Linked DNA regions of Homo sapiens: region 2 is linked to region 1. The links are chromatin loops, found by intact Hi-C in ENCODE. Cell type or tissue: PC-3. All regions are shown on one strand. Links, peaks and the distances in the headings refer to the core of each region. The heading gives the core; the rest is flanking DNA.

Region 1 (5,371 bases), core at 372-5,371:
CTGCTTTCAAGCTCACCCACTTGGCTGTTGGCAGGAGGATTCAATGCCTCACCCTGTGGGCCTCTCCATAGGACTGTTCGTGATGCGGCTTTCCCCAGGTTGGGGGGTCTGAGAGAAATAGTACAAGTGACAAGCGACCAAGAGTGCTCAAGATGCAAGCTGCAGTCATTAAAAAAATTTTTTTTAATGTTTTAAATTTTTAAAAAATGTTTTGCAGTTTTTTTTTTTTTTTTTAATAAATTTTTTTTGGCCAGGTGTGGTAGCTCATGCCTGTAATCTCAGCACTTCGGGAGGCCAAGGTGGGCAGGTCACCTGAGGTCAGGAGTTTGAGACCAGCCTGTCCATCATGGCGAAACCCCGTCTCTACTAAAAATACAAAAATTAGCCAAACATGGTGGTGCGCACCTGTAATCCCTGCTACTGGGGAGGCTGAGGAAGGAGAATCGCTTGAACCTGGGAGGTGCAGGTTGCAGTGAGGTGAGATCGTGCCACTGCACTCCAGCCTGGGTGAGAGCAAGACTCTGTCTCAAACAAACAAATAAAAATTTTAGAGACAGTATCTTGCTCTGTTGCCAGGCTGGAGTGTAGTGGCGTGATCATAGCTCACTGCAGCCTCAAACTCCTGGGCTCAAGTGATCCTCCTGCCTCACTCTCCTGAGTAGCTGGGACTACAGGTGTGTGCCACCACACCCAGCTAATGTTTTTATTTTTTGTAGAGATAGAGTCTCGCCATGTTGCCCAGGCTGCTCTTGAACTCCTGGGCTCAAGGGATCCTCCCATCTTGGCCTCCCAAAGTGCTGGGATTACAGGCATGAGCCACCATGCCCAGCCTCTGCAGTCTTTTAAAACCTAATTTCAGAAGTGACATACATTCGCTTCTGCCATATGCTGTTTGTCACACAGACTAACTCTGGTACAATGTGGTACCCTAGGGTGTGAATACCAGGAGGCAGGGATCATTAGCGGCCAGTTTAGAGTCTGGATACCACAGGGAGAGAGCATTACCAGCTGTGGTCCAGATGCTCAAGGTCAAATGTTATGGATTTCCTAAGAGAATTCCCACAGAGGAAACTGGGATTTTGGTTTACTCTGGGGGATGGCAGAGGCAAGAATGTGGCTTGAATCAGGGAGGAGGTAACGTTTGGCTTGAGTCTAAATGGACACAAAGGAGGTATTGGGGTGTGAGCTGAGTGGGGAACTTGTGGGCATTAGTCTCAGCTCCTGTGAGCTCACAATGGTTCCCTGGGAGTCATTTTACAGACCACAGAGAGCCTGTCAGGGCTGGGGGAGGGGAATCCACCCTCCTTGCTGACCTACCAGGAAGACTCCCCCTTTTTCCTTACCTCCCTCCCTCATTCCCACCTTCCACCATTCTTCCCTTTATCTTTCTTTCTTTTCTCTCCCTTTCCCTCCTCTCCTCCCCCCCTTGCACAGGTAAAGTCTCTGGCTGAATCCATCGACGAAGCCCTGAACTGCCACCCGTCAGGGCCCATGTCTGAGGAGCCAGGGTCAGCCCAGCTGGAGAAGCGGGAGTCAAAGGAACAGCAAGAGGACAGCTCAGCCACATCCTTCAGTGATCTTCCCCTCTACCTGGATGACACAGTTCCCCAACAATCCCCTGAGCGACTGCCCAGCACAGAACCCCCACCCCAGGGCCGGCCCGAGTTCTGGGCGCCAGCCCCTCTCCCGCCAGTTCCTCCACCAGTGCCATCAGGAACCCGGGAAGACGGTAGCCGTGAGGAAGGCACTCGCAGGGGTCCCGGGTGCTTGGAGTGCCGGGATTTCCGGCTGCGGGCTGCCCACCTTCCCCTGCTTACCATTGAGCCTCCTAGTGACAGCTCCGTGGACCTGAGTGACCGCTCAGATCGCGGCTCTGTCCACCGCCAGCTGGTGTATGAGGCTGATGGCTGCAGCCCCCATGGGACCCTGAAGCACAAGGGGCCACCAGGCAGGGCCCCGATCCCACACCGCCACTACCCAGCCCCTGAAGGCCCAGCCCCAGCCCCACCAGGGCCCCTGCCACCAGCCCCCAACAGTGGCACTGGGCCCAGTGGTGTGGCTGGGGGTCGGAGGTTGGGGAAGTGCGAGGCAGCAGGCGAGAACTCTGATGGTGGAGATAACGAGAGCCTTGAGAGCTCCAGCAATTCCAATGAGACCATCAACTGCAGCTCCGGCTCCTCTTCTCGGGACAGTCTAAGGGAGCCTCCGGCTACCGGCCTGTGCAAGCAGACTTACCAGCGGGAGACAAGGCATAGCTGGGACTCGCCAGCTTTCAACAATGATGTGGTCCAGAGGCGGCACTACCGAATCGGCCTCAACCTCTTCAACAAGTGCGTGCTCCCCGTTCTAGCCTGCTTACCCCTTCCTACCCTGCCACATGCACTTGGGTTCCTGGGACAGAACTCCACACAGTGATCCCCGTTCTGCCATCCTTTCATTTTGTGGAATGGTATTTCTCCCCAGACATTCAGGGAAGAGGATTGGCAACAGGGTGGCAGAGTAGAGAGTCCCTTAACACACCTGGGCTCGGGTCCCAGTACTGCCCCTGGCTGGCTGTCTGATCTTGGGTGAGATGACCCCACTAAATGGATTCTGAACCTTGTCCTCCCCACCTTCCCTTTTTAGAGGGGAGGTGATATGGTGTAGAAAGAGCCCTAGTCTGGGAAACAGGAGACCTGGCCCCCTCAGTCGGCCTTTGGCTAGACTCACTGCATAGCCCTGGGCAAGGTGCATTCCTCCCCTGGGCTTCCATTTTTCCACCTACCACTAGCAGAATGTGTATGTAAGAGGTGTTGGGGGCAGGGTGGTGTGCTGGACCCTTCAGTGACTGTGACTAAGCTCTTTCTAGGTGCCTGGTCTTCTGCCAGGTGTTTAGGAGTGAGGTGGGAGTGTGACATTTGATTAGAAAATAATTGGAAAATATTAGATGTAATTGGAAAACATTAGATGTAATTGGAAGCCATTACTTGAATGCCTTACATCTTTATAGCTTATTAAACACTGCCACCTATATTTAATTCTTACAATAACTCAGCAAGGCAGGCAGTAGTGTTCCTATTTTGTAGATAAGGAACCAAGGCTTGGAGAAGCAAAAGGAATTGTCCAAAGTCATACAACTGGGAAGTGATGGATCTGAGACTCCTATGGCATCAGTCCCTTCCAAATTTTAACCTTGTGGGGTCCTAAGGTTCTGGGGTTCTGAATATGGGATAGCTGTGACCCAGATTTTGGCCCAGCTCCCTGGAAATCTAGGGGGCACCTTGTCTACAGAAACACTCAGAGAAAGTTGGTGATACCTGCCTGAGTGGGATGTGGGACGTGGAACAAAGTAACCTCTTCACTTCTTCCCTACTCTGAGGGTCTGTGACTCAGAGGGAAGGTGCTCAGCCCTCTCCTCGGTTCTTGCTGGGAATGTCAAGCCTGGCATAGAGCAGGCTCTCATTAGATACTGATTTTCTTTCAATTGTGATGTGGCTCCAGTGAAGGGGGATGTTGGGTTGAAGATACCTTGGGATTTTGAAGCTCCTTGAAATGGGCAAGTGGCTTCTTCTCCCTGGGCCTCAGTTTTCTCACTTGTGCCATGATGGGATTGGATCAAATTATGTATTTGACTTCGTTGGTCCTCTGAGGCCGGACTTAGTTGGGCCCAAAATTAGTTCAACAAATGAGACAGAGAGCACAGTTCCAGGAGGACAGTCATCTCATCTACCTCTCCTCTTTCTGCAGGAAGCCAGAGAAGGGTATCCAGTATCTGATCGAGCGGGGCTTCCTGTCAGACACACCGGTGGGAGTGGCTCACTTCATCCTGGAGCGGAAAGGCCTCAGCCGGCAGATGATAGGGGAATTCCTAGGGAACCGGCAGAAGCAGTTCAACAGAGACGTGTTGGAGTGAGGACCCCAGGATGGGGCAGGCTGGGCCAGGGATTCCTGGAAAAGGACAGCAAGAGGGAGGAAGGGGGCAGCCTGTCCCTTTAGCTCAGATAAGCTTTTCAAAACAGGATGAATAGACCTTCCTGCCCCTGTACCCTTCTGCCCCAAAGGGGTCTGATCTTGTTTGGCTCTATTCCTAAAGTCTTCTGGGTGGCCCTGGGCAAGACATGCTCATCCTGTAGCCTGTTTTGGGCCTCAGTTTTCCTGTCTCTGAAATGAGTGGCTTGATGGAAAGGACCTTTAGTGACCACGTGCCTTGCCTCAATTTTCTGAGATGGATTTGATTTCAAACATTCTGTCCTCATGTGTACTTGCTCGGGCCACAGGTCCTGAATTTGAGAGTCTATCAGTGGGGGTGTTGGTCCATTTGAGCAGGTCCAGGTGGGTCAGAGGTTTTCTGCAGAGGAATTGAAAGCGCCACACCTCCTTCTTTGCTCCTTAGCTGTGTGGTGGATGAGATGGACTTCTCCTCCATGGATCTGGATGATGCGCTCCGGAAGTTCCAGTCCCATATCCGGGTTCAGGGTGAGGCCCAGAAAGTGGAGCGACTCATCGAAGCCTTCAGGTGTGCCTACCTCCCACTCGCGAAGCTGCCCCTCCCTCCTGTGGGCATCGACGTAGTATGTGTTTATAAGTCACTTCTCTGAGCCTCATACTTTCTTCACCATAAAACAGAGATGATAAATCCTATCTTGCAAGGCAATTGTGAGGATCAGAGGTAGTGCATATAAAGTATCTAGCTCAGCCTCTGGGACATGGGCATTCGATAAGTGACAACAACATCAGCAATAACAGCTAACATTCACGGAGCACTTACTAGGTATCAGGTGCAGAGCTGAGCACTTTACATGATTATTTCACCGAATAATCACAACCACCCCATAAAGTAGGCACTTCTGTTATTATTCCCATTTTACAGATGAGAAATCAGAAGTTTAGAGAGGTTAAGTAACTTGCCCAGGCTCATACAGTGAATAAGTGGTAGAAACAGGATTTGAACTCGTATGTGTCTGAGTCCATGATCCATCCATGCCCTTAACCATTTTACTGTACTATAAATGCTTTGGAGATCAGATAGACTGGGGTCTAAATCCTGGCTCTGCCACTTTAGGGTATTTAGAAGAGAAACAGGAGTTGCTGAGAACTTGTTTCCCACAATGGGGGAAGGATTTGCTTTGCAGTCAGAAATAACTGGGTTTTCATCCTGGCTTCACCATTTACCAGCTCTATTACCTTGGGCAAGTTACCTCGCCACTTTGAGTCTTAGTCACTTCATCTGTAAAATGGGACTGCCAATAGCTACCTTGCAGGATTATGATAGGATTACGTGAAACAACGTACATAAATCCCCTGGAAGAGCTCTGTAAAAGGTAGCGATTGTGATTTTTACATGCTGGTCTAGGGGAAGCTCTGAAGAGGACAGACCCAGAGATCAAGAAAG
Region 2 (5,371 bases), core at 306-5,305, 81 kb before region 1:
AGCCGGGCACGGTGGCTGACACCTGTAATCCCAGCACTTTGGGAAGCTTAGATGGGCAGATCGCTTGAGCCCAGGAGTTCCAGACAGCCTGGGCAACATGGTGAAACCTCATCCCTACAAAAAATAGCCAGGTGTGGTGGCATACACCTGTGGTCGCCGCTACTTAGGGGGGCTGAGGTGGGAGAATCTCTTGAGCCTGGGAGGTCAAAGCTGCAGTGAGCTGTGATGGCGCCACCACACTCCAGCCTGGGCAACAGAGCAAGACCCTGTCTTAAAAAAAAAAAAAAAAAAAAGGAATGAGAGGAAACTTCCCTAACCTGATAAAGAGTAAAGACTATCCTCCAAAATCCTCCGAATCCTCCAGTGAAGACCATGTCTAATGATGAAACATTGACATCTTCCCCTTTAACATAAGTAACAGCACAAGGATGCTCATTATCATCCCTTTTGGTCAGAATTGAACTGGAGATCCTGCAAAACAAGGCAAAGAAACGAAACAACAGGAATACGGATTTAGAAGGAAGAAACAAAACTGTCATTTAAATCTTCTGCCTTCTCGGGCGGCTCACACCTGTAACACCAGCACTTTGGGAGGCCGAGGCGGGAAGATCACTTGAGGTCAGGAGTTCAAGACCAGCCTGGCCAGCATGGTGAAACGCTGTCTCTACTAAAAATACAAAAATTAGCCAGGCATGTTGGTGGGCACCTGTAATCCCAGCTACTCGAGTGGCCGGGGCAGGAGAATTGCTTGAACCTGGAGGCAGAGGCTGCAGTGAGCTGAGATCATGGCACTGCACTCCAGCCTGGGCAACAAGAGTGAGACTCTGTCTCTAAATAAATAAATAAATAAATCTGCCTTTTCATAAATCGTACTCACTGGTCCTCCTTCTTTTTTCTGGAGGCCCACAGAACAAAGCTGTCCCCTCTTCTGCATGGTAGCCCCAGGTCTTCTTCCCTCTCTGGGCCTCGATCACCTCATCTGTAAAATAAGGTTATCCAAAAAGCTCCTTGTGTTTCTATCCTTCCATGCTCCTCTGAGTCCATATCCTCCTTTCTACGGGCAAAACATCTCCGTTTTCCTAATAGTGATGATTTCTACATCCCTCCTTTCCTAGCAACACACTCCATTTTGTTTTGTTTTGCTTTGTTTAAATATGGTGCCCAGAACTGGAGCAGAAGGTGAAGAAAGGCGAGGGCACAAAAAGATGAAAATAGAAGGAGTTAGACTGAAAACAGAGCTTGAAAATGGTAGAGAGAGGCAGCCAAGGGGAAGGGCTTGGGGGAGGGAGGACAGAAGACGCAGGGGACAGCCTCTGAGACAGAAGTGGCCTGGTGGGGCCAGCCTGTGGGCAGTGCCCCATCTCCTTAACTTATTTCCCTGGGAGGGGAGGAAGTTCCCCTCCATAGTTTGGGAGACGGTGATGGGCACAGAGTCTGTGGTCAGCCACAGCCCTGGGTGGCTCTGCCGGTCCTCCCTTCCAGCTTTCCTCCTCCTGGACTCCAGGACTCTCTCTCCCAGAGCTGGGGTGGGGGTAGGGACAAGGGGCATTGACAAAAGCCAGCTCCAGATGGGAAGGGGAACTGCACAGCATTGGGTCCATGTCCAGGAGGCAGGAGCAGCCGCCACAGTGGGAGGGAGCAGCAAGCCAACAGCTGAGTGCGACAAGGCCTGGGTTATTTTTTTTCCAGTTTGTTGGCATGTGGGTGGATTTTTTTCTCCTTTTTTCTTCTCTCCTGCTCTCTGCCGTTTCCACAGAGATGTGGGAGTTTGCAAATTTGTCTCAGTGGAGGGGAAAGGCAAGAGCTGATTTTGGGGGTCCTTGTCAGGGACCAGGGGAACGGAGAAGGGCACAGCAATTTTGGCAGCAGAAAAAGCAGGACCCATTCCCTGGCGGCATCCCTGGGGCAAAGAAGGCTCTCACTTTCTCCTTTTGTCTTGAGGCTGCAAGGATGCCTTTTCACCTCTCCTCAGCTCTTGGCTCTCAAATCCATCCCACCTGGTGATTGCAAAAGCCTCCCTCTGCTTCCTTTCTTGCTCTGCAGTGCCAAATGCACTTTCCTCGGGGCCCTGGACCAACTAGGGCCACTCCTGAGACTCTTCTGACCAGAGGCCGCTCTCCTTGTTAGTATCTCTGGGGGTTGGGCTTGTGGGGAGCTGAGGAGCTTTCTTTTTTTTGAACTATACATTTAAGGGATAAAAAACGGTACCTATAGCACATGCTAAGTGTCAAATGAGTGTTTCAGGCTTTCAGAGGGGGAAGTTTTCTGAAAGGATTAAGGGGTGAGTAGTTTAGCGAGTCTGGAGGACATGGGACCTAGACAAACTGACAGAGTAGCTGAGGGCATGCCAGCCAGGGGCAACAGTGGCCGGGGCTGTGGACCTGGACACCTAGATGCTGATTCTGGTTCTGCCATTAATTTGTAATGTAATGCTGACGAAGGAAATTTTTTCCCTCCTCTTGGGCTTTGTTTCCTCATCTGGAAAATGGGCTGGATCTCTAAAGCTCTACAGATCTGTGCAGACTGAATCCTGATTCCTGGCATCGAGGGTTAGGAGCCATGTAATGAGATCATGTGTATACGAGTGCATTGAACACCATCAAGGAGTAGGCTTGCCTGAGACTCAGAGGTTTCTTGAGATGTGGGTCTTTCAAGTGCTAAAACAATCTTGGGCAAACGGGTATGGTTGATCTCCCAAGCAAGGACCACATCCACTAGTTGTTATTATCATTATCATTATCATTATCATTATCATTATCATCATTATCATTATTATTACCACTAGAGGGCAATACTCTCTTATGCCTGGGAGTAGGTCTTATCCCACCGGAAAGGTGCAGAACTGATCCCTCATTCCAGGACCAATCAGATCTCTCTCTCTTTTTTTTTTCTTTTCTTTTTTGAGACAGAATCTTGCTCTGTTGCCAGGCTGGAGTGCAGTGGCACGATCTCGGCTCACTGCAACCTCCGCCTCCCGGGTTCAAGCGATTCCCCTGCCTCAGCCTCCCAAGTAGCTGGGATTACAGGCGCACGCCAACACGCCTGGCTAATTTTTTGTATTTTAGTAGAGACAGGGTTTCACCATGTTGGCCAGGGTGGTCTCTAACTCCTGACCTCAGGTGATCCACCTGCCTTGACCTCCCAAAGTGCTGGGATTACAGACGTGAGCCACCGCACCCGGCCCCAATCAGATCTCTCAATCTTCCTCCTGGAGAGCAGAATCCTGAGAAATAGAGAGATTTGTGAATTCCGAATTCCAGGAGTTTCCTTTCAGTTCTGCCCTGTGGTCTGACTGCCAATTGTGCCCGAACCCGAATCAGCAGGTGGTGGCCAGTCTGTCCCACTGTGGCAGAACTGCCTGCTTCCTAGGGGACTGGGGAAATGGAGAGATGCTGACAAGTAGCTTTGGTTTGTCTGAACACAATGGGCGCTTTCACAAAGCTATGCCGTTTGCCCCATGCTTTGATTGTCTGGCCGTATATGCGTTCTGCAAGGCTAGCCAAGGCCAGCTCCATAGATGCAGGAGCTGGCCTCCTCCTTTCTAAAGAAATGATTTCAGCCAGACACGGCGGCTCACGCCTGTAACCCCAGCACTTTAGGAGGCCAAGGCAGGCAGATCACCTGAGGTTGGTAGTACGAGACCAGCCTGACCAACATGGAGAAACCCTGTCTCTACAAAAATACAAAATTAGCCGGGTGTGGTGGCGCATGCCTGTAATCCCAGCTACTGGGGAGGCTGAGGCAGGAGAATCGCTTGAACCTGGGAGGCAGAGGTTGCAGTGAGCCGAGATCTCGCCATTGCTCTCCAGCCTGGGTAACAAGAGTGAAACTCTGTCTCAAAGAAAAAGAAAGAAAGAAATGATTTCTCTATTACCCTATACCTCTTATCACATTGAATTGTAGTTATGATTTATCTGTCTACATAATCGATTAGGTTGTCGATTCATGCATTCAACAAACATGGACTGCTTATCCTGGCTTTTGGCCAGGCTTATGATACAGTGGGAAGCAAAACACAGTATCTGCCCTTGTAGAGCTAACAGTCTAATGAGGAGGCAGGAGGTTAGCAAACCAAGAACTGCACAAATCAATATAGAATTACAAACTTGCTAAGTTCAGGAATGAAAAGGACTCACTGAGAGAATGTATCAGAGGGATCTGCCCAGTTTGGGAGTGAGAGAAGGTGCCGCTGATGAGCCAACATTTCATCTGAGATTTGAAGGATGAATAGGCAGTTTAGTGGGCAAAGGCAGCAAAGAGAACTTTCCGCGCCAAAGGAACAGCAGGTGTGCAGGGCCCGAGGTGGGAAGAGCCTAGCTCCCTGGAGGAATGTTTGCTCCTTGAGGGCACAGCTTGCCTCTGGTTTATCTTTTACTGTAGCTCCAGATCTGGCACATAGAGAAACCAATAAATGTTTGTTGAACTGAATTGAATGAGATTTTGTTATGGAAAGCATCATAGGTTGGGGGTTGAAAGGCCTAGCTTCTACTTGCAGTGCCTCTGGGCAATTCAGTTCCATTTTCCAACTGCTTACTGTTCACCCACAGTGGGCAAGAACCCAGGGCCAAGCCTGGTTGGGGGATTGAAAGGTCAACAAAACCATCTCTGCCCTCCTCAAGCAATCCTCCTGCCTCAGTCTCCTGAGTAGCTGGGACCACAGATGCATGCCACCACATCCAGCTAATTTTTTTTTCAGTAGATACAGGGTCTCACTACATTGCCCACGCTGGTGTTGAACTCCTGAGCCTAAGTGATCCTCCCACCTTAGCTTCTCAAAGTGCTGGGATTACAGGCGTGAACCACTATGCCTGGCCAAAATTATCTTAATTCAACTCCTCCATGTAGTGTTTCCATTCCCTAGGCAACAGACCCTCCTGATGAGGTTGTCCAGCCACTATTTGAAGACCTCCAATGACAGTGAACTCCACCACGGCCCTGGTGGAGTAGCAAACAAGGAGACAAGTCCTTTCAACTCTCTGAGCCTCTTTTTATCCGGTTATAAAATGAGGGGTTTGGATTACATGATCTCTAAGGTTCTTTCCAGCTCCAGCAGTCTTGACCTGTTCTTCCTTGAATAATAGCCAGTTAGATGGCAGTGGAGAGCAATGGAACGGATTTTTTGATTTCTCCTGCCCTGTAGGAGTTACATGCAGTAGGACTGGGGAAATGCAGGCTTGAGTTCTGTTTATGGACCATTCTTCCTTTCAGGAGTGTCTCAGGGGCTGTCAGGGTTCATTGCTTCTGGCTGGAATGTTCCAGCATTCAAAGACCTTTGTTTCTTTTTTTCCTGTCCCCCCTCCTTACCTCCCGGCCAGACTTCTTTTCTACATCTAGGACTGTGTAGTGCAAATCAGGGCCGGAAGGAGCCTTT

Evidence for each region. Peaks named below come from ENCODE experiments on the same cell type or tissue, not always from the same donor. Only the 100,000 strongest peaks of a DNase experiment are listed, where the experiment ranks them.
Region 2: a loop joins it to region 1, with 16 times the contacts of the local background. A loop is called at or near these places in 4 of 110 quality-filtered maps.

Annotation. Positions count from the first base shown.
Region 1 is chrX:53,247,238-53,252,608 of GRCh38, reverse strand. It overlaps IQSEC2 (IQ motif and Sec7 domain ArfGEF 2), which reads left to right. Exons shown (of 15, transcript NM_001111125.3): 5 at 1,435-2,330; 6 at 3,727-3,888; 7 at 4,373-4,495. Among named protein-coding and RNA genes, the nearest start is that of KDM5C, 25 kb to the right of the region's middle. In PC-3, for the core only: a CTCF peak has its summit at 3,033; no DNase peak of the experiment used is centred there; H3K27ac peaks cover 1,126 bases.
Region 2 is chrX:53,328,625-53,333,995 of GRCh38, reverse strand. No RefSeq gene overlaps it. Among named protein-coding and RNA genes, the nearest start is that of IQSEC2, 10 kb to the right of the region's middle. In PC-3, for the core only: a CTCF peak has its summit at 2,772 (motif pointing right); no DNase peak of the experiment used is centred there.